Regions from separate parts of the Mus musculus genome. Here region 1 is linked to region 2. Evidence: chromatin loops called from intact Hi-C (ENCODE). Cell type or tissue: left cerebral cortex. All regions are shown on one strand. Links, peaks and the distances in the headings refer to the core of each region. The heading gives the core; the rest is flanking DNA.

Region 1 (14,951 bases), core at 5,028-7,527, 410 kb after region 2:
GATCTGAAGATCAGCCGATTTGTTTGCCCATAAAAAAGACAAACCACGGCTTGTTTGGCTTTTCCTTTGAAGCAAAAGCATCTCCGTGACAACAAAACCTTGACAAGGAACCAACAAGGCCGTAGGAGCCCAAGGCTCAGATAGGGCGCTGAAGGGCAGTCATCTGTCCTGGCAGGTGATGGGTCTCAAGACTGCCCGGAGCTGAGTTTCCACAAATCTGAGCCTTGAGTCTGAGCCATAGGATCTGTGACCTGAAATGGTGTGCAAAAGCTCAGGAATACATCCTGTTTGTTTCCTTCCTTCCTTATAAAACGAAGCATGCAAGAGTGAGACTTCTTATGATTACAGGGACATCCACTTGTGCTCTAGTGAGACTGCACGTTGTGACTAGCTTTAATTGTCAAGTTGACACAACCTAGACAACCCGGGAACAGTGTCTCAGTGAGGGACTGTCTGACTATATTGAGTTGGCCTATTGGGGATTGTCTTAATAATGTTAATTAAGGTTAAGATCCAGCCCACTGTGGGTGGCACCATTCCCTAAGCTTGGATTCCAGACTATATAACGGTGGAGAGATAAAGCTGAGTACAAGCAAGCAAGCAAGCAAGCAAGCAGGGAAAGCAATCATTTCTCTCTGTTCTTGACTATGGATGGGGTAGACCAGATGTTTGAAGTTCCTGACGCCTTCACAGCCCCATAATGATGGATGGGAACCTGGAACTTGGGCCTAAAAGAAACATTGTCTTCCCTAAGTAGGTTTTTGTTAGGATATTTTATCACAGCAGCAGAAATGAAGCAAGGGCACATATCCATCATCTTGCCTGGACATTGACTACTCATGGGTAACACACCTCTGCCTTGGCTCTCATGGGAAGCACGCTGCTGCCTTGTCACTCATGGGGGAACATTCATGGTGCTCCTTGATAGCTCAGGGGTAGCCACCTTCCTGTTAGCATTCTTAGTCTCTTGGCTCTTTGTATTTCTATTACATTTTAGAATCACCTCACTATCTAGCATTTATGCTTGTTTGCATGCATGCATACATGTGCTCATGTGTGTATGTGTGCGTGCACACACACACAAGAGAGAGACAGAGACAGAGAGACAGGGGAAGAGAGAGACAGAGGGTGTGTGTGGCTGACTGACTCTGGGATCCTATTGAAAATGACCTTGAGAGTCCTGACTGTGACCCAGTTGGTAGAATGCTCATCAAGTGTGTGTGAGGCCCTGGATTCAGTCCCAAGCACAACATAAACGAGGCACAGTAGCTCAGTTCTGCAATACTCAGGAGGTGGAGGCAGGAAGATCAGAAGTTCCCGTCCATAGAGCCCATGGACTGTGGGTTCAGGAGATGGCTCAATGAATAAAGGACTTGCCAAACAAGCACCGGGAAGTGAGCTTGAATCCCCACAGTCCATGTTAAACAAACAAGACCAAACCAGGGAGCCACGGCATGCTTTTGTTACAGGGAGTACTGGGAAGGCAGAGCCAGGCAGATCTCTGACTGGGACTCACTGGCCAGTTAGCCTAACCTAATGTGCAGTCCCTGGTCCTAGTGAGTCTCAGTTTCCAAAAACAAGGTGGACAGCTCCTGGAGAATGGCACTCAAACTGGGCTCCCTCCACATATATGGGCACGCATGCACTAGCACACACACGCACGCACAGATAGAAAAAGGGAGAGTTTGCGGCCTGCCTGGGCTAGAGGGGGTGGGGGCTTAAGGTGCTATAGAGATGGCCCACTGGCTGCTGTTGCAGAGGACCCCAGTTCAGTTTCCAGCCCCCACATGGAGCTAACAACCATATGTAACTCCAGTTTCAGGGGATCTGATGCCCTCTTCTGATCTTGGAGGGCACTAGGCTCACATGTGGTGCACATACATACATGCAGACAAAACCCACATGTAAAATAAATAAAGCTTTAAAAAATGTTTTAAAGAATAAGGTGGGAGGAAGAAGGCTGGGACATGGCTGCGTGGTGGAGCACTCACTGGGATGAATCGGCCATGGGAGGATTCTGGAGAGCTGACAGCTTTCTTTCTGATGGAGGCTTCCACTAAGACTGAGTGGGAAATACAGGGTCCCCAGGGTCCTCCCCACATGGAAAGTCTCCCCTATGATCAGCATTGGGGATCAGAGGGCTCCATTCGCTACAACCAATGAGCCTGATCAACCAGTCAGTTCCATTTAGAGACCTTCACTCAAGAAGACCTGAGTTAGTGATGGACTGACAGGAAGAACGCTGTCTCGCTGTCTCTCTGTATCTCTCTGTATCTCTTTTTCTGTCTGTCTGTCTCTTTTTCTCTGTGTCTCTCTATCTCTGTATCTTTTTATCTCTGTTAGTGTTTCTCTCTCTGTCTTTGTCTCTGTCTCTCTGTCTCTGTCTCTGTCTCTGTCTCTGTCTCTGTCTCTGTCTCTCTGTCTCTGTCTCTGTCTCTCTGTCTCTGTCTCTGTCTCTGTCTCTGTCTCTCTCTCTCTCTCTCTCTCTCTGTGCCAAAGATAGAACAAAGGGTTTTGAAACTATCTGGCAAGCGTCCCACCTCTGAGCTACAACTCCAGTCCTCTTCCTAGTTTGTTTTTTGAGGCAAGGCCTCAGGGTGTTGTTCAGGCTGGCCTTGAACTCACTCTGCAGCCCAGAGTGCTTTACAGTCCTTTGTGCCTCAGCCTCAGAAGTAGCTGAGATTACAGACCTGTCCCAGGACCTGGCTTTGCCTTAGTTCTTCCTCCGAAGCAGTCCCCCTGCATGCTCCTCCTCAGCCCCTCACTGCTGCTGTTAGGGTTTCTGTCCCACAAGTGTTTCTTCCTCCATAGCAACCTGCGTAGTGAGACCCACACTCTGTCCCAGGGGCTCTGCTACATCAGCCTCTCTCTACCCTCTGGCAAAGGGTCTATCTGGCTAAGGGTCCTATCTGGCTAAGGGTCCTATCTTGGGATAAAGAATACCATCTGCCACCTCTCTCTTCATTTCTTCACAGGATCACCTTTACCCTGCCTCTTCCTTCTCTACTCTCCAACACTTGCTGGGAGTGGCTCCTTAGCATAGATGTAATCCTATACCCTCTGTCCTTTCAACATAGGATCCTATAAGCTGACAAATCCACTTCCTCCTGCTGTGTATCCAGTTTTCAATAGAGAGATCAATACAGAGGATGCCTGCTGCTGGCCCTTCCACCCATCCTAACTGTTCCATTGTAATTGTTCCTGTAAACATACAATGCAACCTCCCTCTGGGCAGCCACACTGACTTCAGATCTATTCTTTTTTTTTTTTAAAGATTTATTTATTATATGTAAGTACACTGTAGCTGTCTTCAGACACACCAGAAGAGGGCGTCAGATCTCATTACGGGTGGTTGTGAGCCACCATGTGGTTGCTGGGATTTAAACTCAGGACCTTTGGAAGAGCAGTCAGTGCTCTTAACCGCTGAGCCATCTCTCCAGCCCCTCAGATCTATTCTTTACTGCTCATAATCACAGACAGGCATCCTCTGCAGCCACTTGCTAATACTCTCAAGCACCCACCCTAATAGTGATTCTAGAACCTGGGCTACATTCTCAAAGCATTCCAGTACTCAGGGGCAGACCACACCCATCACGTTCTACTACTTAGACGACTGCCATCCTAGGGGTCTCCCCACAGACGCCCTTCCTTCAGGTGGCTCCACCTTAGTTTCTTATCTCACTCCTCTCTACACTACATACGCTTCAGTCACCAACACCTCCAGCTACGTCAGTATTTCCTCTGCAGACACCCCACCCTCAGACAGCACGGCTTTAGCCGGCTGTCTCAGTACCCTTGGCAGGATAAATGCCAGGGCTGTCACTAAACTTATCTCTGGTTTTGTTAAATCCTATGCCAATGTACAGCAAGAATCTTTGCCCTGGATGTGTGGGTGTGTGAGTGGGAAACAAGTCCCATTTACCCTCCTTGTAAGGTCCCAGTGACAAACCAAAGTTCAAGTACACCAAAGGTCACCCAGGGGAACCAATGAGCTTGTGGGGTTCATGGGCAGGGGACCTTAAAGCAGTCACCCCAGGAGGATCTGCACTCAGCAGGGACAATGGCTCTCCACAGCCCTCCACAGAGACCCTTCCCTAATCCTCTGGAACCTAGGCTCCTGAGGCCGCGTGAAGTTAGGGTAGAATTGCATACAACTGACTGGGAGAGCGACTGGATACTCAGCTGAGGGTCCTCTCCTCCTCCTCCTTTATTTATTTATTTTATGTTTGTGAGTACACTGTTTTCTAGAAACAGTGGAAATGAGCCTTGAGAAGAAACTTAGGAAGCAAGTAACAGGAGTGGGGGTGCCAGGCAGGGAGACGGAGTAGGGCAGATTAGGGTGTCCTTGGAGGACACAGGGTTCTCTTGATAGGAAGTACAGAGGGCACTCACTCAGTGTCTGTTTCTTCCTACCCGTTCCTGACGAAGATGCAGGTGAAGGTTAGATTAACACGAGCACACATCTGCCTCTGCTCTGCATGGGGCACATGGCCCCCCCCACTCCTTCATCCTTCCGACACTGTTTATTTTCAAGACAGATGAGCAAACAGTAGTTCACCTGTTTCCATGGACACCTGAGAGATATTTGACGGGCAGTGATTTTTGTGGCTAGCAGCTCTCTCCTAGGCTTGAGCTGGTCTTTTCCTGAGTCTGCGCCCTTCTCGATGGGGGAAAACCAGGCAGGCATCTCCAGATCCCAGAGCCCCCATGTGCTGGCTTGCCAGACTGGATGAAGGGAGACCTTGTGGTCTCTGTCTAGTGTGTTGGGAAGAGGGACCCCACTGTGTGAGTACCAGGACATCAATGGCAAGTCTTCTTGTTACTCTTTAAAACTGTAACCAAGTCTACTCCTCAGTCCCTCTTCAGAACCATAGAGCAAAATGTTTCTCCTACACTGTCGGGAGCCTGCGATGTGGGGAAATCAGAAAAGCCTGCAGCTTCTGCCTTGCTGGTTCCCAAATAGACAGGCCTGCAGGTGAGCCCCATCTCCTCTGTGATAGCGTGCATCTAGCGTCTACACTACGGGACAACAGACACTTTTACTAGATAAAAGCATCCGGCTTGAGGTTCACTCTTGCTGTCAGCTGCTTCAGGATCCGCTCCCCTTCCCCTTCTCCTCCCTCCCGCCTCCCCCATCAGCATGATGCAATATTTGCTTCTTGTGTCTACAAGGCTTCCCGAGCCCCTTCTGAAACTGCTACACTGACCCCTGGTGGCCAACAGAGGCATTGCGGGCTCGGGGCTGCTGCCTAACTTCCTTAGGGTGTTGCATCAGCCCTGTCGTAAGCTGAGACCGAAGAAGTCGCGCCAGTGCCAGTCAGCTCTCAGCACCTGAAAGCCACAAGGGATTCTCCCTGTTTGAGGCCTGATGGCTCATTGTTTCAGGGACCCTGTCTTACATCCGCGTGCGCCTGGCCCCTGATGATCAGGAGCTGGTGGCACAGGAAGTTCGCAGCTGTTGCCGGGCCCAGGACCGACGACCCCTCGGTCTCAGCCTTCTGACTCTCAGGGCACGTGCAGGGACTTAGCCACAGAATAAATAGAATGAACGTAAAAAGTAAAAACAAAAACAAACAAACAACGAAAGGGGCCTAGGGAGATGGTTCGGAAGAGTGGGGAGTAGAATTCTCGGACCCAGCGCCCATGTAAACGCCTAGCAAATGAGGTGGCCCGCCTGAAATCCCAGCTCTTGAGAAGCTGAGGCAGGGGCATGCTTGGGTAGAGCTACCCAGCTAGACTAGACAAATTGGTAAACCCTGCCTGATTGAAGTAGGAGACTCTGCTTCACGTGGCAGCAATCAGAGGAGACACCTGACACGAACCTCTGGCTTTAAGTAAGCCGATTGAAGTCGAATTAAAAGTATAAAGGCAGGTTTATTGGGGGCAGCTTTCAGGAGGGTTCACGGGTCCCAAAGAACGGGGCCAGAAAAGTCACCATGCAGACAGGAACCCACCTACCTGTGTCTCTTGAGGTGAATATTTCGTTTTCTTTCTTCTTATTTTTTTTTTTTTCTTTTTGCAAGTTGGTCCAAGGATGACCTTAAACTGATCTTCCTGCCTCCACCTCCCAAATGTTAGGATTCTTCTGCCTTCCTCTAGAGCTTTTTTTTTTTTTTTTAATATATTCACCATTCTGCCATACCCCAAAGTGTAGCTCTGTGAGCTTCCTGAGGCAAAGTTGGTGGTGGATGAGGTGTGTGGCTGCTGCCCTCTGCTGGCTGGCTGCAGCGCTGTCATTAACATTTTCATCTTGAGGGTAGACCAGGATTACTTTGTAAATTGGGAAATAGCTTCGAAGGTCATAGAAACAGCAAGCAGGCATGATGGCATATGCCGGTAATCCCGATGGCGGCTAGGGGGCAGGGGTGAGGAGAGCATGGCTATCCTCTGCTACATAGTGAAGTCCAGCCCAGCCTGGGCTACTCCAGATCCGCTCTCAAAACCCAGGGAAAAAAAGATTCCCCCTCATATCAACTGGTTGGCTTAGAAATTATATACAGGCAACAATAAAGGAACCAATAAGGTTGTTCTTATGTATTTTGTGTGTGTGTGTGTAGCAATTACAGTTAAAAAAAAGAGGTCATGAATTTGAGAAGAAACAAGGGAAAACAGAGACATTGGAGGAAGGGGAAAAGGGAGGGAGGAATAATGTAATTATATTTCATATTTTAGAATCCTAAAAACAAAACACAGAAATTCCTGCCTGTGATCCCACTGTGAGGAGACTGTGTCCTGATGTGTAGTGTACCCCATGCACTGAAAACTGTAGAGTGATATTTCCTCCTGGGAGTATTCCCCCAGGTATTCCCCCAGGTCTGCTCCAGTAGAGCCTGGGAGGTCCCCTAAGTGCAGCTGTTCTATAGAGGCCCAGGCAGGGAATCAGGCTGGCAGGACGAGAGGAAGGAGAGTGCTGTTGCTGCGGGTGAATTTGCTTTTTCAAAGATAGACTGCAAGCCGGGCGTGGCGGCGCACGCCTTTAATCCCAGCACTTGGGAGGCAGGGGCAGGCGGATTTCTGAGTTCGAGGCCAGCCTGGTCTACAGAGTGAGTTCCAGGACAGCCAGAACTACACAGAGAAACCCTGTCTCAAAAAAAAAAAAAAAAAAAAAAAAGTAATCAAAGATAGACTGCTTCAGTCAGGGCATGAAAGGTACGGGTGATAGCTATCTATCTATCTATCTATCTATCTATCTATCTATCTATCTATCTAGATATCTATCTATCTAGTATATACCAGAGTACACTATCTATCTAGTATATGACAGAGTACTGTCACTGCCATCAGACACTCCAGAAGAGGACATCGGATCCCACTACAGATGGTTGTGAGCCACCATGTGGTTGCTGGAAATTGAACTCAGGACCTCTGGAAGAGCAGTCGGTGCTCTTAACCACTGAGCCATCTCTCCAGCAGGTTAGTTTTTAAAACACCACTCCTATCACAGTTTGGAGCCCCTGGTGCTTTCTCCCTGCCTGCCTCAGGAGCCAGCTAGTTTTCCACGTCGGTGATGTCACAGCCACCACCACACATGCTGATGGCCCCTGGCAGCCGCCCTTAAGTATCAGCTGCAGGGCTGTGGAAACAGTCACGGACTCTCAGTTCCCCTCGAGGTTCTCTTTTACTGATTGTCTGAAGGTTCCAATCAAGGCCACTGGAGGGGCCAGGTGTTTGCTCTTCGTGGAAGCCAGTTCTGAAACTTCCCTTCCGGGCAGGGTGCTAGCCACATCCCCTGTTCTTGGCCCAGTCTGTGAATGATGCAACTGGCAAGGAACTGGTGAAATGAAGTGGAGCAGAGATGCATCGATAAGAGGCACCAGGAAGCTGGCTGCAGAGTGGGTGACATTTGAAAGATTCCTCGGGAATGAATTCCTACCGTCTGATTTCAAGGAAGGCGAGCCTTCCCCTCTGAAGGCTTTCCTCAAACAGTACTGAGAATGGTTTAAAAGCTGCTGTACTTCCCCACGGGCTGTTTCTCTCTTCCATGGCTCCCCTCCCTCTGTCTCTAGTCACCTCTGTACCTCCAGGACATAACTCTTCCCTATTTGTAAGATGTTAGTAAGAACAGTGAACAAAGACTCTCAAAGAAAAAGCTCATAAAGGGGCTTAGGGAATGCCTACCAGGCCCCGAGGGACTGTATCAGATATGCGACTGGCTTATTTAACATCAGATGCTAGTGGAGCCTTCTGCTTTCAAAGTCCGAGAGCCATACACAGTTGTCAGCAAAACTAAGACATGAGGCTTAGCTGGGAGCAGAGCCGGTGCGCATGCTCAGAACTGGTTTGGAGGCTCAAAGCCGGCTACTTTTATCATTTTTCTAAAATAGGGTTTCTTTGTGTAGCCCTAGCTATCCTGGAACTCACTCTGTAGACCAGGCTGGCTAGGAACTCACAGAGATCCTCCTGCCTCCACCTTCCAAGCACCAGGATCAAAGGCGAGCACCACCAGCACCTGGCTTTTTTTTTTTTTCTACCTATATATATTTTTTTCTGAGACAGGGTTTTTCTGTGTAGCCCTGGCTGTCCTGGCACTCACTCTGTAGACCAGGCTGGCCTTGAACTCAGAAATCTGCCTGCCTCTGCCTCCCAAGTGCTGGGATTAAAGGCGTGCGTCACCACTGCCCAGCTTCTACCTACATTTTGAGGGTGACACAATTTCCTTCTTTGTGGGATTTGACAGTGTAAGGTATGCTAAACATTTGTCTTTTCTATCAGACATTTAAACACGTGAACTTGAGACTTGAGTTGACAACAAGGAAGTAAGTCTTTTTTTTTTTTTTAAATCTTTTATCTCCCAAGCCTTCCAGGATTTTGGGCGCTTCTGCATTCTTGGAAGTTTAGTGACCCAAGTGGCAAACTCCTCCTCCCCCTTTCCTTTGTAATGATTCTTTTAAATCTAGCCAATTTCGAAAGACCGTGTGGTCGGATCCCACCCAGTGTGGTAAAGACACAAAGGTCATCTCGCATTGGCGATCTTGCCCTGTGGGCCTGCTCACTCTTCCTTGCTCCCTCTTGAGCAAGAGTCAGGTTTGGCCTCATTGAGACACGTCAGCAGGAGTCCTGGCCTTTTCTTTAGGATCCCAAACTTATGTCTCAATACTGGTCTCATCACTAATCATGGATTCTGACCTTGAACATGGCCATTTAAAGATCTGGTATTGGTTTGGGCAGGTGGCTCAGTGGGCAAAGGTGAGGACCCACAAGGTGGAAAGGACAAGCCAACTTCTGTGAGAGCTCCTCTGAATCCCATACATGTGCTGTGGCATGCATGTACACACACACACACACACACACACACACACACACACACACACTCATACACTCACACATATACACCACACACACACTCACACACACCATATACACACATACCACATATACACACTCATACACACATACTCACACACACCATATACACACACTCCCACACCACACACACTCCCACATGCATACACACACTTACCCCCACACACACACTCACACACCACACACTCTCACACACCACCCCACCCACCTACCACACCCACCCACAAACACACTCAGGCACACACATCACTTTGTAAGAAGAGAGACTTTGGTATCAACTTCATGATCAGGAACTCTCGTTCCTCTGCTTTTCTTTTTGTTCCGGTCTGAGGAGAAGGTAAGGATGGGTCAGGGGGATGGGGTGGTCCCTGAGGAATGGGGTGGTCCCTGGAAATACCATGTCCTCGGGAGCTGCTAGGAAACCTATGCTAGGCAACGTGGGGGCACGCGTGACACCTCTGCCAGGTGTGCCGAAGACTCTTGTTCCCTCTGCTGGCCTCTGGCATCCTGCCAAAACCAGTCCAATGCCCTGGTCTCCCAAGGGTCCCTTCAACATGGACATAGGCAGACAGTTGACAGGTGAGTTTACAAAGCACATGTATTTTCTACCTGCCTTACTCGGGGTTACTATTGCTGTGACAGAACACCATGACCAAAAAGCAAGTTGGGGAGAAAGCGTTTATTTGGCTTACACTTCCATGTTCCTGTTCATCCTCCAAGGATGTGAGGGCAGGACCTGGAGGCAGGAGCGGATGCAGAGACCATGGAGGGATGCTGCGCTCTGGCTTGCTTCCTCTGGCTTGCTCAACTTGCTTTCTTAGAACCCAGGACCAACAGCCCAGGGATGGCCCCACCCACAATGGACTAGGCTTTCCCCCTTAGGCAGCCTTCCTGGGCCTGGAGAGATGGTTTAGTGGTTAAGAGCACTGGCTGCTCTTCCAGAGGACCAATTAACCATCTCTAATTCCTGTTCCAGAGGATCTGATACCTTCATACCATGTGCACATAAAATAAAGTTAAATTAAAAAAAAAAAAGTCAGCTGGGCGTGGTGGCGCACGTCGGGAGGCAGAGGCAGGTGGATTTCTGAGTTCGAGGCCAGCCTGGTCTACAAAGTGAGTTCCAGGACAGCCAGGGCTATACAGAGAAACCCTGTCTCGAAAAGAAAAAAAGAAAAGTCTTACAGCTGGATTTTTATGGAAGCAGTTTCGTTCCCTCCGGTCAGATAACTCTAGTCTGTGTGTCATGTTGACATAAGACCAGCCAGCACAGAGACACGTTATTAGGCACTCAGAACACAGACCACACACATCCTGGAAGCCTAGGGCTGTGCAGAAGCCAGGTGAAGTGGGCAAGGGTTGGAAGCCACTCCCACCCCCCATACATCTCAGTCTGATTCTCCCTGTGGCCCGGGATGACCTGGAACCCAGCACTGTGCATCTACCATACACACCTGGGCTGTGTTGTCTGCTCCACAGTGTGAGCTACCTTGACGCTCTGGTTGTTTTCCTTCTCCTTCCTTGCATCCTTATCAGGTCAGTGGGACCTACTGTTAAGGGAGTGGGGCACAAAATTCTGAGGGGGCAGAGCTGAGGACCAGGATCAGGGGAGGAGCGTTTATCTGACCTGTGCTAGGACTTGGGTTCCAGGTGGAGCTGGAAAGAAAAGTCCATGCTAAAAGCAAATAAGTAAGAGTGCAGGAGGGTTCCGGCATCACGGAGCGGAGGGCGAAGCTAAGTGAAGACCCTGTTCAATCCAAGCGGGAAATTCCCTCAGTGCTAACTTAGGCTCTTCCTGACTGAGAGCAGTCCACACGGGACTTTGAAACTCCCTCATTGTTTGCTTTGTTTTTCTTCACTTTGTAAGATTTAAAACAACAACCCCAGTATGTTTAAGTTACAGACTGAAAACATTGTTTCAAAATGAAGCAGTAGCAGGATCCACAGTCCTGAGGAAAAACAAACTCCAACCCTGGTGACACAAGGTAAAATGTCTGTCTTGGCGCCAAGAGGATTGTTGTTCTCTACCGTTACTGGAGATGTGACATGGTGTGGTCACTGTCCTGTTGGAGTCCCCAGCTTGCCTCTCTCCCCGAAGTGGTCCCGCAAATTTCATTCCGCTCTCTCTCTCTCTCTCTCTCTCTCTCTCCAACCCTGCCCACTCAGAAAGCCTCTGAACAGAAAGAGGGACAAAGGGCCCAGTTCCTCATTCCTGACAGCTGTCCCAACACACTTCATTTGAAGTCACCAGCCACCCAACCCCCCTCCCCCCCCCCCCCCGCCCCCATGCAGCGTCCCCTGCACAAGCCCAGCATGTATCAGACAAGTCATTTTCTTTTGCCTACAGTCTATCAAAACCTTTACTTCTGTAAGCCTGCCCTTTCTGGTCTCCTCTTCTGAGGCTGGTGAACTTACCTGGGAGCCCATTCCTAAACGAACCTGCCTTTTTTCATTGAATTCAGCTCAAATTGGCTTATTTTTTTTTAAAGATTTATTCATTTTATTTATTTTTTTTAAGATTTTTTTTTTTTTTGAGACAGGGTTTCTCTGTTTCTGGCTGTCCTGGAACTCACTCTGTAGACCAGGCTGGCCTCGAACTCAGAAATCCTCCTGCCTCTGCCTCCCAAGTGCTGGGATTAAAGGCGTGCATAAAGATTTATTTATTTTATGTATATGAGTACACTGTAGCTGTGAACTGCCATGTGGTTGCTGGAATTTGAACTCAGGTCCTCTAGAAGAGCAGTCAGTGCTCTTAACTGCTGAGCCATCTCTCCAGCCCCCTATTCATTATATATATATACATATATATATATGTAAACTGTCACTGTCATCAGACACACCAGAAGAGGGCATCGGATCCCGTTATAGATGGTTGTGATCCACCATGTGGTGGCTGGGAATTGAACTCAGGACCTTTGGAAGAGCAGTCAGTGCTCTTAACCACTGAGCCATCTCTCCAGCCCAAATTGACTTATTTCTTCATCAAAGAAAACCTATTAGTCACATTAGAAAAATGGTTGGGCAGTTAAAGGATTACATGAACACACACACACACACACACACACACACACACACACACACACACACACACAAAACTAGCTATGATCTAGCCACTCTGCTCCTAAACACCCGCCCAAAGTTATGAAAGCACATATCTATAAGAGTCATGCTCAGGTTGTTCAAAGCAGAGATTTTAGTAATAATACACCTTCAAGTTGGAAGCAGCTGGCAGCTCAAATCCACACCGAGTGGTGCAGCGATAAATGAGGGACGACGGTCTGTTTGCACACAGAGAATTGCTAGGCTTGATGGAGATTCAGTGGTAGAGTGCTTGTCTAGCATGCAGGAGGCGCTGAGTTTGATTCCTTTCACAAGAGGGGCCTGGGAGAGGGAGGGAGGGAGAGAGGGAGGGAGGGAGGGAGGGAGATTGAGAGAGAGAGAGAGAGAGAGAGAGAGAGAGAGAGAGAGAGAGAGAATATGAGAGAGAATGAAAATGAGAATGGGGAATTGAAACAGTAACACTCACAGGTAAACCTGCAACTCTCAAAACAATCAGATTCGGTGAAAGAAGCCAGAGTCCTAAAGGTCCTCATCAAAGGTGTCCACTTTATGACTGCATTTCTAACATCCTGAGAATGATAAGTAATCACTGCCTGTGAGCACCCTGGGACAGGGATACAGAGGGGAAGGCTAGATAAGAGTACAGGGAAGTTTCTGGGGGTAGAGGTGGTTTTGCAGCTGTTGTGGTGGCCTCGTAACAGACATATAGGCCATTGCATATTTAATTCTACACTTTTATTTGTCATCTTATTCTTTTATTTAGAAGGTAACCATATGCAACTCTATAACAAGAAGCTTGAAAAATGTTTATTTAAAAAGGATGACTTACTGGCACTGGAGACATGGCTCAGCGGTTAAGAGCACTGGCTGCTCTTCCAGAGGTCCTGAGTTCAAGTCCCAGCAACCACACGGTGGGCTCACAACCATCTGTAATGGGATCTGATGCCCTCTTCTGGTGTCTCCGAAGACAGCGGCAGTGTACTCATGTACATTAAATAAATAAATAAATAAATAAATAAACAAACAAACAAATCTTTTTAAAAAACCAAAGAGCTGGCTTACCTGATTGGTCAATTGGGTCTGAGGTTAAGAGATACTGTATGTCCACGAAGAGACCTGAGCTCTGTTCCCAGGTGGCTCACAACTGCCTGTAATCCCAGCTTCTGCAGGACTAGTGTCCCCTTTGTCCTCCTTCAGATCTGCACTAACTTGCACACACATGCACTCGCTCGCACACATGTGCACTCACTTGCTCACATGTGCACACATGCACTCATGCACTCACCTGCACATGGATTTCCAGTTTGGAACTCCCAGACTCATGAACTCTCTGCTTATCCTCCATTCTCCAGCCTGAGCTGCTGTACCCTCCCAGAGGCCAGGGCGAGCGTGTGTCCCTTCTGTCTCCCAGCAGCTGTCTGTCCCCGTTTAGCCACACGTGCACACTTCAAGCACATGCTTGTTGTTTACAGAGAATAAGTGGATACATCTTTCCTATGGTGGGAAATTATACTATTTCCCATCTCTGGATTTGACTCAAACAAGTAGAAGATTTCAACAACAATATATAAGGACATAGGGCAGTGGTTCTCAATTTGTGGGTCACAATTCCTAGGGGAGTACATGAGCCTTTCACAGGGATGGAAAATAATTGTATGGTTGGGGGTCACCACAATATGAGGAACTGTATTAAAAGGTTGCAGCATTAGGAAGGTTGAGAAGTATTGCCATAGAAAATCTAAACAGTGAGTTTCCAATAGACCAGTTATTCAACCACACAGGACACCTGCAGAAGACAGTGGCAGAATCAGCCACCCCAGGGGCACACTGAACACACTCTAACTCACTGACACATTGGAAAGGACCAGAAACAACAGTGTGCTCTCCTGCTACAAAAGCAGAAACTAGACATAAGTAACAAAAAGACTATGGGCGATGCTGGGATGCAGGCGAGTGGAAGAGCACATGGCTAGCACCTGCCTAGCTTGCGCTAGGCCCAGGGATAACACAGGGATCTCCAGATCGTAGGTCGCTAAATAAGGCTCTAAAGAGGAAGAATTCAGCTTTCTTTGCAATGCACAGCTGGATTCATATCCTCCCTAAACAACTAGGAAGTGAGACATCACATCTGCTACATGGGTTCGCTTCTGCATTTCACTCCTCTTTCTTTCTTTCCTTTCTTCTTGTTATTTTATTTTGCTTTTACACAGGGTTTCTCTGTGTATCCCTGGCTGTCCTGGAACTTGCTCTGTAAACCAGGCTGACCTTGAACCCAGAGATCCATCTGCCTCTGCCTCTTGAGTGCTGGAATTAAAGACATGAACCACCATCATCCAGCTGTCGCCGCCACCTTCTCCTCCTCCTCCTTCTCCTCTTGTTCTTTAAAAGATTTATTCTTGTTTTATGAGTATGAGTGCTTTGCCTGTGTGCAGGTCTATGCACCACGGCTGCAGGTGCAGTGCCCGAGGAAGCCAGGAGAGGGCGCTAGATCCCCGTACAGAAGTTACAGATGGTCGTGGCTCACAATGTCAGTGCTAGCTGACTGACCCAGTGAGTCAGCTCTTAACTCCTGAACCATCTGCCTATCCCTA
Region 2 (14,951 bases), core at 4,650-7,149:
GGGCTGCTCTGTTCCCCTGGCGTGGCCTTCTGCCCCTGGCCGGCCTAGCTTCCAAATGGGCACTGACCTTGTTGAGTGCATCTGGGTCCTCCAGGCTCCTCCAGCTTTTTGGCTGGAGTCTGTTGGCTTGACCCTGGCCCTTGATCTTTTCAGGTTGACTAGGCGAGCCAAGACGTCCATCTGCCTTGGACCTCAGCTGCTTCTGGATGTTTGCAGGAAGAGCTGACACGTTTACAGCCCTTGAGGAGTCCTCTTTCATACGGGCCCCTCCTGTCACTGAGGGGTCCCCAGACTGAAGGCCCTGGGCGTTCTCTCTGCTCTTGGCTGTAGCATCCAGGACCTGACGCAGAGGAAAGGAACAGCAGGCTGGGTCCTGGCGCCTCTGTCCAATGCTGGCACTGGGCTCCCAGGGAGGATCTGGCACGGGATGAGACCAAGCCCTACCACCACTTTGAAGGGTGGATTGTGGAGAGGTCCCTGCAGGTGCAGACGCCCCCTTAAAGTCCAGGTCCTTGGCAATAGGCTTGTTAAGCACAGCTCCTATAGAACTCCCTGCCTGGTCTTCAGAGTGACCCTTAGAGCCATGGCTGAGACTGGCACTTGGAAGGGAGGTGACTTCCTCATCACCCTTAAGTATCAAGTTGGGTTCTAGGGCCGGGTGGGCACTGGGGCTGTTGAATCCTTCCAGTGCAGGGGAAGTTGGGCAGGGCTCCTGGGCCTCACAGAATGGGTCTAGAGAATGTCCTCTTGTGTGTTTACCAGGAAGCAGCGGTGGGGCATTCGAGTTCTGGGTCCCAGGGGCTTCATTATTTTTAGGAAACAAAAGCCCATGCTTCGGGCTGTCCTTGGCTAAACTCCCAGCATGCAGCAAGGCCACCTGTTGGTTGCTGGAGTCAGGCAGGCGGTCACTTAGGGGGATCTGACTGTCTGCGTCGGGGATAATGGTCTCCCGAGTTCTCTGAAGACCGAGTGTGAATCCTTCCAGGCTGAGGGGAGCCCCGCATCCTGGGTTCTCCTGGATACCACAGGGAGGTGCTGCTTTTTCTGTGTGGCAGGAAGCTGGGTAGGGCCACTGTTTCTGGGGGTTCTTCAGGGCCCTTTCCTGATGTGAACTTGATCCCTCAAGACCTGTAATGTCTTCTGCTGGCTCCCTCTGGGCTGAGGTGGCTGGATTTGTGGGTAGAAGGGAGGCCTGCTTTGGGCTTGTGTCCATCTTGCCTTCCTGTGTAGCTTCCTCCGGTTCTCCCGAGGTGCCCACTGTGCTCCCTTCCCCCTGCAGTTGGCTTTCTAATTCAGTCACCAATCTTTTGATCTCCAGTTCGTCCTCACACAGATTGCTACATTCACTTCCCTTTTCAGGCACAGCGGGAGGGCGGGGAGGCACCGTCTGTTCCGAGGGACACTGCTTGCTGACTGTCTTTCCCTTGGAGAGACCAGGAAAGGAGCCAGGCAGCACCGGAGAAATTTCCTCCAGCAGCAAGAATGGCGGGTACAGAGGATCTGCCAGAGGTTTCTTAGGGAGAGGGTCAGGACCTGCCAGTGGTCCGTGGGTGACCCTGTTTGCTGACAAGTTGTCATAGAGTGGTGGGTCAAATCCGTCCTCAGGCAGCCCTGCAAACAGGGATGTGGACTCTAAGGTCAGTGGCGAATGCACCTTCCCTGGGTCTGTTTCAACTGGGTAGGGTGGACTCTTGGATGGTGTTGACTCAAGGGTCTCCATACTGTCCTGGCTAAGGTAGCAGCTTCGGGCAGGCAACGGGTCCATAGCTAAAGGCTTGGTGTACAGATCGTCAGGGAAACAGTAGGCTAGGTCCTTGGATCCAAGGAACAATTCACAGGTGTCACTGTTAGGCAGGGATCCTCTTTTGGCAGCTGGACACTCTAGAGAGCGCCTGTCACAGTGGTCAGGGTCACAACCAGGACTCGAGTTCTTGAAAACCGGGAGGCTGGATTCAGTGTAGAACATGTCTGCCAGCTTATCGATGGGTACCAGGCACCTTCCAGGCTGGGAGGCAGAGTCCTCTCTGGTATGCAAAGTCGGGGGCTTCATGCATCCAGAAGTGCCCAGAAGACAGCCTGCATCTGGTACTGGCACGCTGTTTCCCGATAGTGTTTCAGGGTGGCTCCCTGATGGACTGCCAGCCCGTGCTGGCACTGGAGCAGCGGGTCTGGGGCTTTCCCCACCACAGTGAGCTGGAGAACTGGGTCTCTCTCTGAGCTCAGTGGTATCAGCAGCAACTTCAGGCTTCTCGCCCTCCTGGGGGAAGTCCAGGGCTGCATGGTTTTTCTCCTGGGTCTTGGTGGTGGCGAGGACCCGGGGAGGATGTTTTGGGGCTATTATGGGATGGCCACGATGCTCAAGTCCTCTTTCCACAGAGACTTCTCCAGCTTCCGAACTCGGCAACAGGCTTTGAGTCCTTGGAGTGGGAGAGCCCCCATTTTCACCAGCCTCCTGCCGCATGACCTTCCTTGGGTTCTGGGTCAAATCTTCTTTCTTCCTCTTCTTGCCCTGGCGCCACCGTTGGCGGCTGTGGGGGGAACAGCCTTGGGCAGGACCCCCCAAATCCCGCCGCTGCTGCATACCAGCCTCTTCCTCAGATTCAGAGGCACAGCCTTGCCCGCTGAGCCTGCCCTCCTGGGTGCTAGGTGGTCTTCCAGGCAGCGGGGGGACATGGGAGACTTGGTTCCGTGGTGCCTGCTGCCCGTGGCGCCTGTTTTTCTGCCGCACTATCTTGTGGATGAGTTCCTTGCTCCAGGAGCCGCCCCGCCCCCTCCTCTTCCTGGAGTCCTTCCCAGAGGGCAGCTGCAGGTGCTTGGAGCTCCTCGTCTCTTTGGAGGTGGCTCTGGAGATGCTGTGATCTGCACGAGCGTGGCCCTTGCGAGTCTGACTTTTGCGAGCCTGGGGCCGGGGATGCTCTGCACTGTGACCCTTCTTTCTTGGCCTCAGGCAGATGGCTTTGGCCTGACTGTTAGTACCCTTGGCCATACCGGGCTCTTTCCGAAACAACTTGAATTGCTTCCCTCTCCTCTGCTGCCTGACCAGGGTGGTCGCATCTGCCTGTACAGATGCAAGGCCCAGGGAACGGGTTTTGGGCCTGTTTCGGGCTGGGTGGCTCCTGTTTCCAGTGCAGGGGGCTTGGGGTTCTGGCACAGCAGCTTTGGATGGGAGCTGGGGCTGGGTACCATTCTTGGAAATTGATCCCACCTGATTGTTGAGGGGATGCCCAGTGCTGGGCCCCCTGGAGCCTGAAGGCTCCTCATCAGCAAAGACATCAATGAAGCTGCTGTCTATCTCAGGATTATCTGATTGGTACTCCATGCCGTTGAGAGCCTCGGTGATGAGCCTGTCCAGCTTAGCGTCATCTTCCATATCAAGGTCCGAGGTGGGGAGTGGGAAGGAGGTGACAGCTGGGTCATCTCTGGTTAGCAGGAAGGGGACAGTCTGGTTGTGTTCAAGCAAGGCCGAGTGTGCATCGGTGGGTGCCTTTGAGGTGGTGGTGGGTGTGGGGAGCCCTGGGGGCTGCAGAGAGCCATCCTTGGTCTTGGTTAACAGGAGGCTGCAGAGTGGCCTGTGTTCCAGGAAGGCCGCGAGGCTGCTATAGTTTCGATCGCACTGTCTGCAGGTCAGTAGGACATCCAGCTGGTCCAGGCTGGCGCTGCTCAGGGAGAAGTGCTGGGCTGAGTAAGGTGGCGGTGGCGGTGGAGGTGGTGGCTCTGGAGGAAAGCCCTTCAACCCGTCTCTGCCCAGTGAGGGGCTCTTGTGGGAGAATGGGGCTCCCTCCTGGCTCTTGAAGGCATCCTCAGCCCCTGGTCCCTCTGTGGGGAGAGGGAAGGCTTTGGCTGTCTCGGATTGATAGCGTGTGGGCAGGGTGTATGTGGGCTCTGGGGAAGGGAAGGGGCTGCTGGTCTCCTGGGAATGGGTGGGAGGCAGGAAGAAGGCTGGGGACCTGAGGGGTCCAGGCTGCTGGCTGTCTTCAGAGCTGGGGTTGGCTGGGCTGCTGGATGGCGGTGACAGAGATGAACAGGTACTGCTGCTGGCTGTGTTGGTCGCAGGTGAGGGAAGAGGAGATTCACTGGGTGAAGCCCCCACCACCCTAGGTGGGGGCAGGCTGAGGGCCCCCTGGGGTGACATTTGGGGTTGGGCTCCCCCAAAGAACAGGGGCTGTGTCCCAGGGTCCTTCAGCCCACCATAGGCTAGCAGCCTTGGGGAACTGCTTGGCTGGCCTGGGCTGCTCCTGAGAGCTGACTCTCCAGGCCTGGGGATTGTATTCAAAGCACCCAGGGTTCCCGGGCTGTCCCCCTGCCACTCAGAAGACCCCCTGGGGAATGTCAGTTGGCTCAGTACCCCCATTTGGTGGGAATTCGGCCCAGGGGTGGTAAGCACCGGGGACCAGGGCAGCGGGGGACTGTGGGGGAGGCAGAGCTGCTGCTGGCTTTCGAAGAAGGCAGTCCTGGCAGCAGCTGCAGGGTCCAGGGTAGACGTGGGGTAAGGAGGAGCTGCTGTTGTATCCCACAGCTGGGGCAGATGGGTGGGTGGTGGCCCAGGGGTGGGCAGTTCTGTGTCCAGCGATGCTGGGCTGGTACCCACCCCATTCGCTTCATACCCCTGCCCTGGAAAGTGCCTCTGGGGTGGAGGATTTGGGAGGCCTCTGGGGCTCCCCAGCCCATCGCGAGCGGGAAGGGGCCCTTCAGGAATGCCTTTGGTCAGGCTTTTGTGCAAACTATCATGGAAGGGGCTCGGGAGCAAGCGAGCAGCACCAGGTGGTGAGAGGGCACCTCCGAGATCACTGGGAGCGCTGGCTCCCCCTGACGGGCCCGGGTTGCAAGGCAGGGATGGGTAGGCAGGGTTTGTACCCAGGGCCTCCTCAGACCATGCTACCAGGGGCTGGTGGAAGGTGAACAACATTGTCTCAGCTGCCCTCTCATGCTGGACTGTCTCTACAGGGAAGGGGTAGGGGGCAGAGACCCCCTGGGGGCTGCTAGGCCTGCTGCCATCAGGGAAGGGCTTGGGCTCTGCAGAGGAGACCCCAAAATTAGCACCTGGGAAGCTGTTTTCAGCAGCAGGAGGCCAGGGGTTGGTCCCAATGGCCTGGAGGTTAGTGCCAGAAGCATGCCTATGGGGGCTGGTGCCATCGCTCTGGGGGGCCCTCCGGGGTAAGGACCCGGGGGTGGCACTTGGTGAGGTACAGTTGGTGGAGGTAAAGCTGGAAGAGGCCTCCTGAAAGCACCTTTGGGAGCTATTCTCTTCTGGGGAGGGCAGGGCCTTGGCCCTTGGGATGCCAGGCCTGTGGCGGGCTCTGGTCTTTTGGCCTTGAGGAACCTTGGTATCTGACACCTGGGGGGCTTCATGACGCAGATCCTTGAGCGGCTCACCCAGGATGCATCTGATCCTCGAAGGACTCAGGCTGTGGAGCTGGGGGTGGCCGCTCTCCATCCTGCTGGCCGGCCATGGGTAAACATGTGCATAGCTCCGTGCTGCTGGGGCCTGCACTCTCAGGATCAGGTCCTCTTGCTCCACATCTTTGGCCTGACTCAGCTGGGCTTCCGGGGAACCTTGGGCCTTGCTGCCATCATCTCTCATGCCCTGGGTGGTCCTGCTGGCAGAGCCGTGGTCCTTGAGGGGGTGCTGAGAGGGGCATCCTAGACTCCTGGCAATTTGGCAGGGCTGTAAGTCTCTGGGCAAAGTTGGGGGCCGCTCTCCTGGCATGGCCCCGCCGTCCCGGATGCTAGGAGGATGTAGTGATTGGAGGAGGAGCCCAGGTAATGGGCTGCCTGGCCATCCTCACCCCCTGGCGGGGCTCACGGAAGCCTATACTCATGGTCCTGTGTGGAGCCTGCAAGGAGAAGACAGAAATGAGCTGCAGGGTCATGGTGGCTGGATCTCCTGCAGGGAGGGCCAGGGATCCCATGCTAGACTTTGTACCCTCCTGTGGACAGAAGCAGCAATCACTTGTGTGGCTGTCCTAGAAGACCCTGTCTCAGAAAAGAGGCTGGGCAGCTTGTACAGCAGGAGCTCTGACCAGCGGAGCCAGGAATACTAGTGCGGTATAGAGCAAAGTGGAGGGAGAAAGTGGGAAAGGGAGAGGAGTCTGGGTATCAGAGAAGACAACTTGCCTCTGCAGAGAAGTCCCAATAGCTACCTGCAGGGAATCAAAGGCCCCACTAGTTTAGGGCAGGCCTATCCCAGATCTTCAGGGTAGATGCAGTTCCAGTGCCTACCAGCAGTGGGCAGCATACCCCTCACACTGGGTAGCAACCACAAAAGCCCAGAGAACAGGGTAAACTTGGTTGGGATAGGGGGGATGGAGAGGTGACAGGGCTTCATCCTCTGTCACACACAGGCTCCTCTCCAGCCTACCCACCTGGAGGAGGGTCTACTCCCCTCCTCTGGTCCTCACTGCTATGGGCAGTCCTTGGGAAGGCCTTGTTTGATGGTGGTAACTCCAGTGTTGTACTGTTGAATGTCCTCACAGAGATAGACAGTCAGAATCACTTCTGTCATCTCTGATGATGGGTAAGGAACCCAGACCACTTTCCCAAGGCCTCACTGCTAGTGAAGGGAGTGGGTCCTCCAAAGGGGCACCTCCTAGTCTTTTGCAGAACTCAGTCATGTCACACCAGGTTTAGGCATTCCAGGGTCCCTCACACAGCTCCTGCCCCATGGGTGATGCTACTGCCTAGGAACAGGAGCTCTCACTGAGGGTTGAAGAGGAGGTGGGGCTCCTAGTGGATATCTTGGCTTCAGGAAGGTATCTTAGGGCAGAACTAAGCTCCGCTGGTGGGTGGGTGGGTGGTGAGGTAAATACAGAATACCATAGCTGTGCCCTGGCCACTACATGCTCCAGGAACCGTCAGAGCGGAAGGTTGGCTAGTCCCGGGGTCCCAGGGTGATGCCAGCATCTAGCCTGCTCAGAGCTGTAGTTTCAAACAGCCTGTTAGCTCCAGACAGCCTGGGGGAGGCTGCTGACACCCCCCCCCAATTATTGTCTGAGGAGCTGCTATGCTGGGGTGGAGGGAGCCTGGAGGACAAGCCACCTTCTCCAGTCAGTGGTGGCTCTCCATACACACTAGCTGTGCTTATCACATACCTGGGTATCTGGGGCCCCTCAGTGGTCTTCTTCTGAACAACTGCCTGAGGAATGGGACCTTCTTGTCTGCAGAAACACACACACACACATAGAGAGAGAGAGGGCAATGTGTTAGAATCCGGGATGCTCTGTCTCCCCCAGATTATCCTTGCTTGGTCCCATGTGAGCAGGGAGCCCCAAGAGAGCTAACTGCTTCTCTCCAATGTGTCTTGAGAAGGAGAGAGTAAATGCCAGTGGGTGGAGCAAGCCGCTCGGCCCCAGCTGCACTCCAGCTACTGTGCAGCCCAGGACCTGTTCAGCCTGCCCAGTGCCATGGCTTCAAACTGCCTGTCAGCACCAAAGAGCACATCGGGTTCCCACCAGGGCACTCCACTCCTGGGCATCTTCGGCTTGGCATTTTGCTCCTTGCTTGCTGCCACTGCGTGTGAGCCTTCGTGTCCGCTCACTCCATAGCACCCCACATAAAGATCCTGTTAGTTATACTCATCTGTACCCCCACATGGCTGCCTCCAGGTCTAGAGCCCTCAGGGATGCTGGGCAGCCTCTTACCTTGGCCTCTGCACATGGCAAAGGGGACCTGAAGGGGTGGCTTGTGGGACTCCAAATTTGGCCAGATGCTGTCTGTGTGGTTTTAAATACAGATGGGCTGCTAAGATGGCTCAGGGAGTAAGGGTACTTACCACTATGTCCAACAACCCACATTTGATCCCCAGAACCACATGGTGGACAGAACTAGGTCCTGCAAGTCTTCCCCTGCCCTTCACATGTGCGTTGGGGCACGCTCTCCTCCCCAAACAAACAAGCTGAGCACATGAATGTTAAAAATATATAAGAGGTAAGTGCCCTTTAACCTCATCCCTAACAGGTTGAATGTAACAACCTGTTAAGGGACAGATCCTGGTGGTAATGAGGGTACTGGGCTCTCCGACCCAGGTCATACCCCAGTTCTCTGACTGCACAGCTGAGACATAGAGTGACTATCTGGAGAGAAAATGTGGTGAGGAGCTGAGGTTTGCCATGTGAGGAACCACCTAAGGAGTGGACCTGGCCCCAGCTGAGGCTCTGACGAGACTCTGGCCACCAAGAACACTGGGTTGCAACCTTGTGGGACACCAGCCACACCTACACTCCTGACCCTGTGGGCCTGTCTTGGACTGCTGTTGCTGATGGTGGTACATGCCCAGGAGGGACATGCGACTCTTTACAGCGGCAGACTATAGAGGCTTGGCTGAGGCCTTTTTTCTGAGATGGGGAACAGAGGCTGGAAGACATGGAGGCTGGCAGGGGGTCGCAGAGAACTCTATTCACCCACCTCACATCTGTCACCTATTATGTGTCCACTCAGTTGTCATCCTTCCATCCACCCCCCACCTGCTCCTCACCCACCCATCTTTGTATCTGTTCATCCATCCACCCATTCATACATCTATCTGTCTGACCATCCATCTATCCATATGTTTGTCCATCTATTCATCCATCCATCCATCCATCCATCCATCCATCCATCCATCCGTCTGTCTACCCATTCGTCCTTCCACCACTCATCTATCATCCATGCATCTACAATCCATTATCTATCCTGCACCCACTCATGAATATATCTGTCCATCCATCTATCCATCCATCTGTCTGTCCGTCCATCCGTCTGTCCGTCCGCCCGTCCGTCCGTCCATCCAACCAGCCAGCCATCTGTCTATTCATCCATCCATCAATCTATCCATTGTGTATCTGTCCATCCATCCATTCACCCATCTATCCATCCACCCATCTGTCTGTCCATCAATCCGTCCATCCATCCATCCATCCATCCATCCATCAATCCATCCATCCATCTGTCTGTTCATCAATCCATATGTCTATCCATCATTCCATCCATGCATGCATCCATCCTTCCATGCATCCGTCTGTCCATCCATCCATCTATCCACCAATCCTTCCTCCATCCACTAGTATATCTGCACCAGACGCTGTGCCATACTTGGCATGAGGTGTGTGGTTGACTCATGGCTTCCAGGTTACTGGAAAGACAGGCAACAAACGGCTATAGATGGCAGAAATAAAGGCTGAGAGAGGTCTGGGACTTGCCCAAGATGACACAATGGGAACACTGTCAAGCAGTGATATAAATGCAGACATCATGTGTCCTTGTCTCTCTGGCACTCAACAAACCCTGGGGTCTATCTCAACACTTGGATTCTCATCTTTTCCATCCTAGCTGCTCCCAGGTTCTCCAGCTCAGTCTTCAGTTGCTCAGTCCACTCTGTCCTTGGTCTTTGTACCCCTGTTCTGCCACCAGTACCCTAGGGCTAGAGCACCAGCCCCTGGCTCCCTGTGCAAGTGCAAGGGCCACAGGCAGTATGAGCTGGGCTCTCCCTGCCTGGGCTCTTGGCAAAGCCTCTCAGGGCTGTTATATTGGTGTGGGTTTCACCCAGCCAGGACCCCTTTGAACTAGAGGAGAGATCCAAACCTTAGATTCCCAGCTGGCACCAGCATCCCGGGAGGGGTGGGGCATTCCTTTCCTCTCCAGGTCAGTCTGCAGCCCCTCTCAGCTGCCTGGGCCGCCCCGTGTCCGGGGGAGGGGCTGCAGTCGCAAGGCCTTGATGTTTCTTCCCAGCGATCCCCCCTTCCTGTTTCTTCAAACGCTGCCGCTTTCCTCACAAACTGTTACCTGAGTACTACGATAAACCTCCGCAGGTAAAATTATATCTGCGATGTGGCCCAGAGGGTGGGCTTAAGAATACAGCGCCCATTATCAGCTGCATTTATCTTAATTACTCTGGGGAAAGTAGAGGCTGGCATTGGGAAGGAGCTGGGAAGCGGCGGCCGTGCTGCCTTATCGGGGTGCATATTTGAGATCCTTTAGCAGGAGGGAGATAAGGGAGTGTGTGTGTGAGGGGGAGACAATAATGTTGTCCAAGATGACAAGGAGGGTAGCGGTGGGCAAGGCAAGATTCCTGTTTGAAGGCAGGGCTGCACCGCCGCGCAGAGGTGGAAGCTGGCGTGGGGCAAGGCCAGGTACCAGCCACCCTCTCCTCGTGCCTTTGTGCTACAGAGGCATGATGCTGGTCCTGAGGCTGGACGCTCTGCTCATCCAGACTCTATACATCGGCTGTGCACAGGACTGCTGCGACCTTACTCGGTGACTCTGCACTCAGGTTCCTCAGCCAACTGCACAGCTTCTCAGGACCAGCCTTCAGACCGGGCACCACCATCTCTGGGAATCCGTCTCTGACCAGAGTGAGCATGGCAACAGCCCAAGCTCACGACTTGGCTCTCCGGGGCCCATGCTAGTTGGTTATGCTTCTTAGGTCCCAAGGCCCATAGGGTTAAATCAAATGGCAAGAGGGCGTGTGCATATGCTCTGGTGCACAGCTCGCTTCTCCCTGTCCATGCCAAGTTTAGCCCGGGTGTCGTTTCCCATTGCATCTGAGCATCCTCTCATGCAGAGGTGGGGCTCAATGGTCCCGGGAGCTCCGAGTTAGGCCACCGTGGACCCTGCTCTAGACTGGGCTCTTGGTGGAGTGGACATGTTTACCGAGGAGGCTGCACCTGCCTTCCACAGCTCCAGCACTTGGGGTGACAGCCCAGGGTGCCTTCCACGACCATACTGGCTGCTCTGCCTGACTCTCTCAGTGGTCTTATCTGGGGTGATTAGACTAGAGCCCTAGGATGGGCTGGGGCATGCAGTAGGCAGCCTGCACGATTTGGTGTGTGACACAGAGTGAGGGTCGGCAGGAGGTGGCTGGGGTGTCTTCCTGCCTTCCTGCAGGCTCCCAGGTCACTGACATTGAGACTGAAGCTATCTGAGGTTAATGACAGGAGACAGTCTCTGCACTCCCTAAGAGGCACCCTGGAACAGTGTAAGCTGGTGGTCATCTGTGCCTGTCTCGGGACACGTGTTCCAAGGGATGAGGCTAACACGCTCCCCGGGGACTGCCTCTGTTCCCTGCTGCATCTCAGCCCCAGTCTTAGCTCCCTCTTTTCAAGCGGTCATAATTTTGTTTCCTGAGGATGTGAGGGTCCACAGAGGCTGGAGGAGGGTGAGCGAAGGTGGGCGGGCTGGCCCTGCTTAGGGCTACATACTTGCCCTGGCTTCAGGAAGGAAGCCTCCGAGTGCTGACTGACTGTGTGCGGACAAGCCCACTCCAGGCCTTCAGTGCAGGGATCCCTGTTGTAGCCATACTCCTGGAAGGGGGAGCCCCCTCCCCAGGCACAGATAAGGAATTGAGGTACAGAGTGTGAGTGTGGGCTCTGGGTCTGTCAGGTGTCAGGTGGGCTATATACTCTCTCCAGCTGAGTTCATTCCCCAGCTCTGTCCCCCGCTACTGCCTCTTGCTAGCTCCTGCGTGAGCTGGTCTCAGCGGCTACCTGGACCGTGGTAGTGATCCTAGGGATTGTCTGCAGTGTGAAACTGAGGGGCCATGCTCCCCTCTTCTGGGCTGGGGAACATGAGGAAGGTCCTGATTGTCCATGGGAGGCTCCTCTGCACCCCTCCCATGGCAGCATTCCAGCCAGCTCTGGGGTGCGGGTCCAGCTTAGGGGTCCTGGCCTCAGTGTGCTCAGTTCTAAATGGGTGTGGTGCCTCCTATGGCACAGGGATCTCTGGATAGGATGCTCTGAGCCACACCCAGCTGCTGCCCCTCTGTCCTCTCCTCTGGGACTGGCCCTGGAGGATCTGGCTCAGGTTCGAGAGGCCAAGGGAGGGCAGCGTGTGGGCCTAGGCTTGCCTGCCCACAGGAATGGTCCCAGTTCTTTATCAAGGCTCCAGCTCAGCTGTAACCAGCAATGGCCCCAAGTCCCAGGATGCCTCTGGATAGCTGTCATGTCCATCTTTTCTAAGACCCTGATGTTTCTTACCACTCAGGTGAGGTACAGGTTCAGAGAGGGAGCCTTCCGACTGATAGCCATCCTTCTAGGGTTGTAGGGTGCCAGCCAGCTAGCCCACTGTTACTGGTTGGGTGGCCTCATTCAGCTACTAGGTTGCTGGGTTCTAGAGGCCAGGCTTGTTCCTCTAGATTGGCTGACCAACGACTTCTGGAAGATCTAAGAGTATCATTCTCTATGAGTGGGTGACCCCATCTAGAAATACTGTTCGGTGGATGGAGGGTGGCCAGTGGGTAGCCCAGGCTTGGTCCCTGACCTCTGCCAAGGTTCCTGCTCAGCTGTAACTAGCACTGGTCTGAAGTTCCAGGATGTCATGTGTGGCCCTCTGACTATACGAGCCTGGGGAGGGATGGCCCAGCATTCGGTGACTGGAAAGCACCTGCTCAGAACTAACTCTTACCAGAACAGCCTCTCCAGATAGCTCACAATGTTGACAGGAGGCCCCAGCCCGGGAGGGCAGCGGGGGCATCGTGGTCTCTCATACTGGCTTCTTACTGCAGGGCCTGTCTACTGTCCTCTCCCAGGGACGTTCTTGGCTTCTGATCCTGCTGAGTCACATGGTCCTGTCCATAATATCCCTAGGTGCTCCTGCTGGCTGGCTATCAGACCCTCCTCTTTGCTAGGTGCTTCCTGGAAGTCTCACCTCTCGCCCAGGGTTCCCCTGGCTGCTCTGCACTCCCTGATGGCTCACACGTGTTCCTTCTGCTGCTCTTGCCCAAGGTCAGAGGGCCCGGGGCAGCTAGGACTCTGAGGTCCTAGGGACCCCTCCCCTCATAGTCAGGGCTTTCCTGACTGCACATCAAAAGAAGGTCCCCCTCTACTCCCAAATACACTCCCCAGCGGAGTCTCTGACTCTGAGCCCCTTTCCTTCCCTCCAATTCCCTCCATGTCAGGTGCTTATGATCATGATTGTAGTCCTGAAACTGGCCTGTTCCCAACGCCATATCCAGGGCTTGCCCAACTGACCAAATGCACAAATGTCACCACTTCAGGATACCCCAAGACCTTTGCCCTTCATGCATAATGTTGCAGAGGCCTGGGCCTTCAGGTGGAGAGTGGGGCAGGCTGTCGCCATGTCTTTCTCCCAGTCCTAAGCAGGCTTCACAAAGCCTGGAGTCCCTCTGCCAGCTCTTCCAGTCTACCACAGCCCTTCCCAGTGCCGCTGCTCCACCCAGCCTGTAATTTGTAGGCTGCGTGGCTGCTCTGCAACCTGGGGCAGGCTGGCTATCCCAACCATTAGGCCTCGTGATGCCAAGAGCCACTGAGAGGCTGCTGTTGTGGGGAGAAGGAGCCAGGATGCTGCAGGGACGTCTGTGTGGCTGCAGGTGTGTCCTGCCTCCTGCTGCCATTTGGGTCTCTATGTGAAAGTCACCCACTGAGCCCAACCATCTCCCTCAGCTCCCTGGCACTGGCCTTCTCTGGGCATCTGACCTTTTGCTGTCCCTTTCTTGCCTACAGAGTATTGTTAGTCTGGCTACCTGTTCTTCTATTGCATTCTGAGGGCTGACATTACTGTGTACTATGCACAGTTGTGTCTTCCAGTGCCAGGGGCACTGCTTGGGACACAGGACATGGCAGAATCTTTTGGAGGAAAGGAGCGTGCTGTGGAGAGTCTGGGTTAGGCTCTCTGTACCCCTGGGCCCCCTTCTTCCCAGCCCTCCTGGGTCAGTGTGTGCTGTGGCAGTCAGTGGCTGTCAGGAAGCTAAGGACAGGGCAAGTGTCCTGATTTTTCAGGAAAAGTCTAGAATCCAAGTTTTAAAATGAAATCTCCCCATTTTAAAACCTGGCAATGGATTCACCTAAAACAAAATAACTACTGTGTGGGCTGGAGCCGCCAGCTGCATCCAGCCTGTGGTTTGCTGTGTGTGACCTCCCTTAGGGCACACAGGTCCTCACCCAAGCTGATCCACACACTCATACCCCAACTGGTTTGTCCACATACTCACTCATCCATTCATTCACCCACTCATTCATTCACTCATTCATTCACTCACTTACTCATTCATTTATTCACATATTCATTCATTCACATATTCATCATTTACATACTCAATCATTCACATACTCATTCACATACTCACTCACATATTCATTCATTCATTCATTCACTATTCATTCATTCATCTATTCATTCATTCATCCACCCACTCATTCATTCATTCGCTCACATACTTATTCATTTATTCGCAAACTCACTCATTCATTCAATACTCATTCATTTATATATTCATTCATTTACATACTCAATCATTCGCATACTCATTCACTCACTCATATATCATTCATTCACTACTCACTCATTTGTTCACCTACTCATTCATTCACATATTCATTCATTCACTGCTCACTCATTCATTCATTCACCTCTGCCCAATACACCGCCTCAGAAATGGGACATTGTCGTGCTTGACACTGACCAGTTCCACTGGCTCAGTTGGGACACCCTCAGGTCTCCTGTGTTAAAAAGGGATGCCATATCTTGGAAAGTTAGAGAAACGTTGACAACCTCTATTGGAGCAGGAAGTCCTTTACTAGAGAAGTACTTTTGTAGGCTGTCCCCGCAGCAGAGCTCAGAGGTGTCCAGCAATGTGCCCAAGGGCAGACAGGAGGGAGGCTGTGGAAAGGACCCTGTAAGGGCAAGCTCTGGGGATGTGACAGGGACTGGGGGTAGACTGACTGTGCAGACTTTCAAGCCTGGGTCTTGCCAAGCTGCCAGCAGCTCAGGCTATCCCAGCAGCTCAGGCTAGCCCTGCTCTCTGCTGTGTAAGACCTTTCACTCAGCCAGTGCGCTGTGAAGACCTCTAACTGTGGCCACACAACCTGTTCATTCTCCTTCTGTTTCAGCCAGCCCTGTCTCCAGGGCACTGGTTTCCTCCCAGGGATTATAAGCAAGGCACATGTACACATGTGAAATCTACAGCAAATTGTCTCCTGCACACTATGGTCTCCTGCGTGCTAAGCAGGCCTACTCATCCACGC

Evidence for each region. Peaks named below come from ENCODE experiments on the same cell type or tissue, not always from the same donor. Only the 100,000 strongest peaks of a DNase experiment are listed, where the experiment ranks them.
Region 1: a loop joins it to region 2, with 2.8 times the contacts of the local background. A loop is called at or near these places in 3 of 42 quality-filtered maps.

What each region holds. Positions count from the first base shown.
Region 1 is chr8:121,841,422-121,856,372 of GRCm38, reverse strand. It overlaps Gm42048, which reads right to left. Exons shown (of 4, transcript XM_030243893.1): 3 at 13,190-13,341; 4 at 12,471-12,681. Gm26812 (a long non-coding RNA gene) reads right to left here and starts at 4,508. Exons shown (of 4, transcript XR_879277.2): 1 at 4,393-4,508. In left cerebral cortex, for the core only: CTCF peaks have their summits at 5,220 (motif pointing left) and 6,226 (motif pointing left); DNase peaks (open chromatin) are centred at 5,214 and 6,213; H3K4me3 peaks cover 364 bases; H3K27ac peaks cover 366 bases.
Region 2 is chr8:122,250,823-122,265,773 of GRCm38, reverse strand. It overlaps Zfp469 (zinc finger protein 469), which reads right to left. Exons shown (of 3, transcript NM_001362883.1): 2 at 7,089-7,154; 3 at 1-5,834. The coding sequence starts at 5,707. Among named protein-coding and RNA genes, the nearest start is that of Zfpm1, 24 kb to the left of the region's middle. In left cerebral cortex, for the core only: a CTCF peak has its summit at 6,206 (motif pointing right); a DNase peak (open chromatin) is centred at 6,225.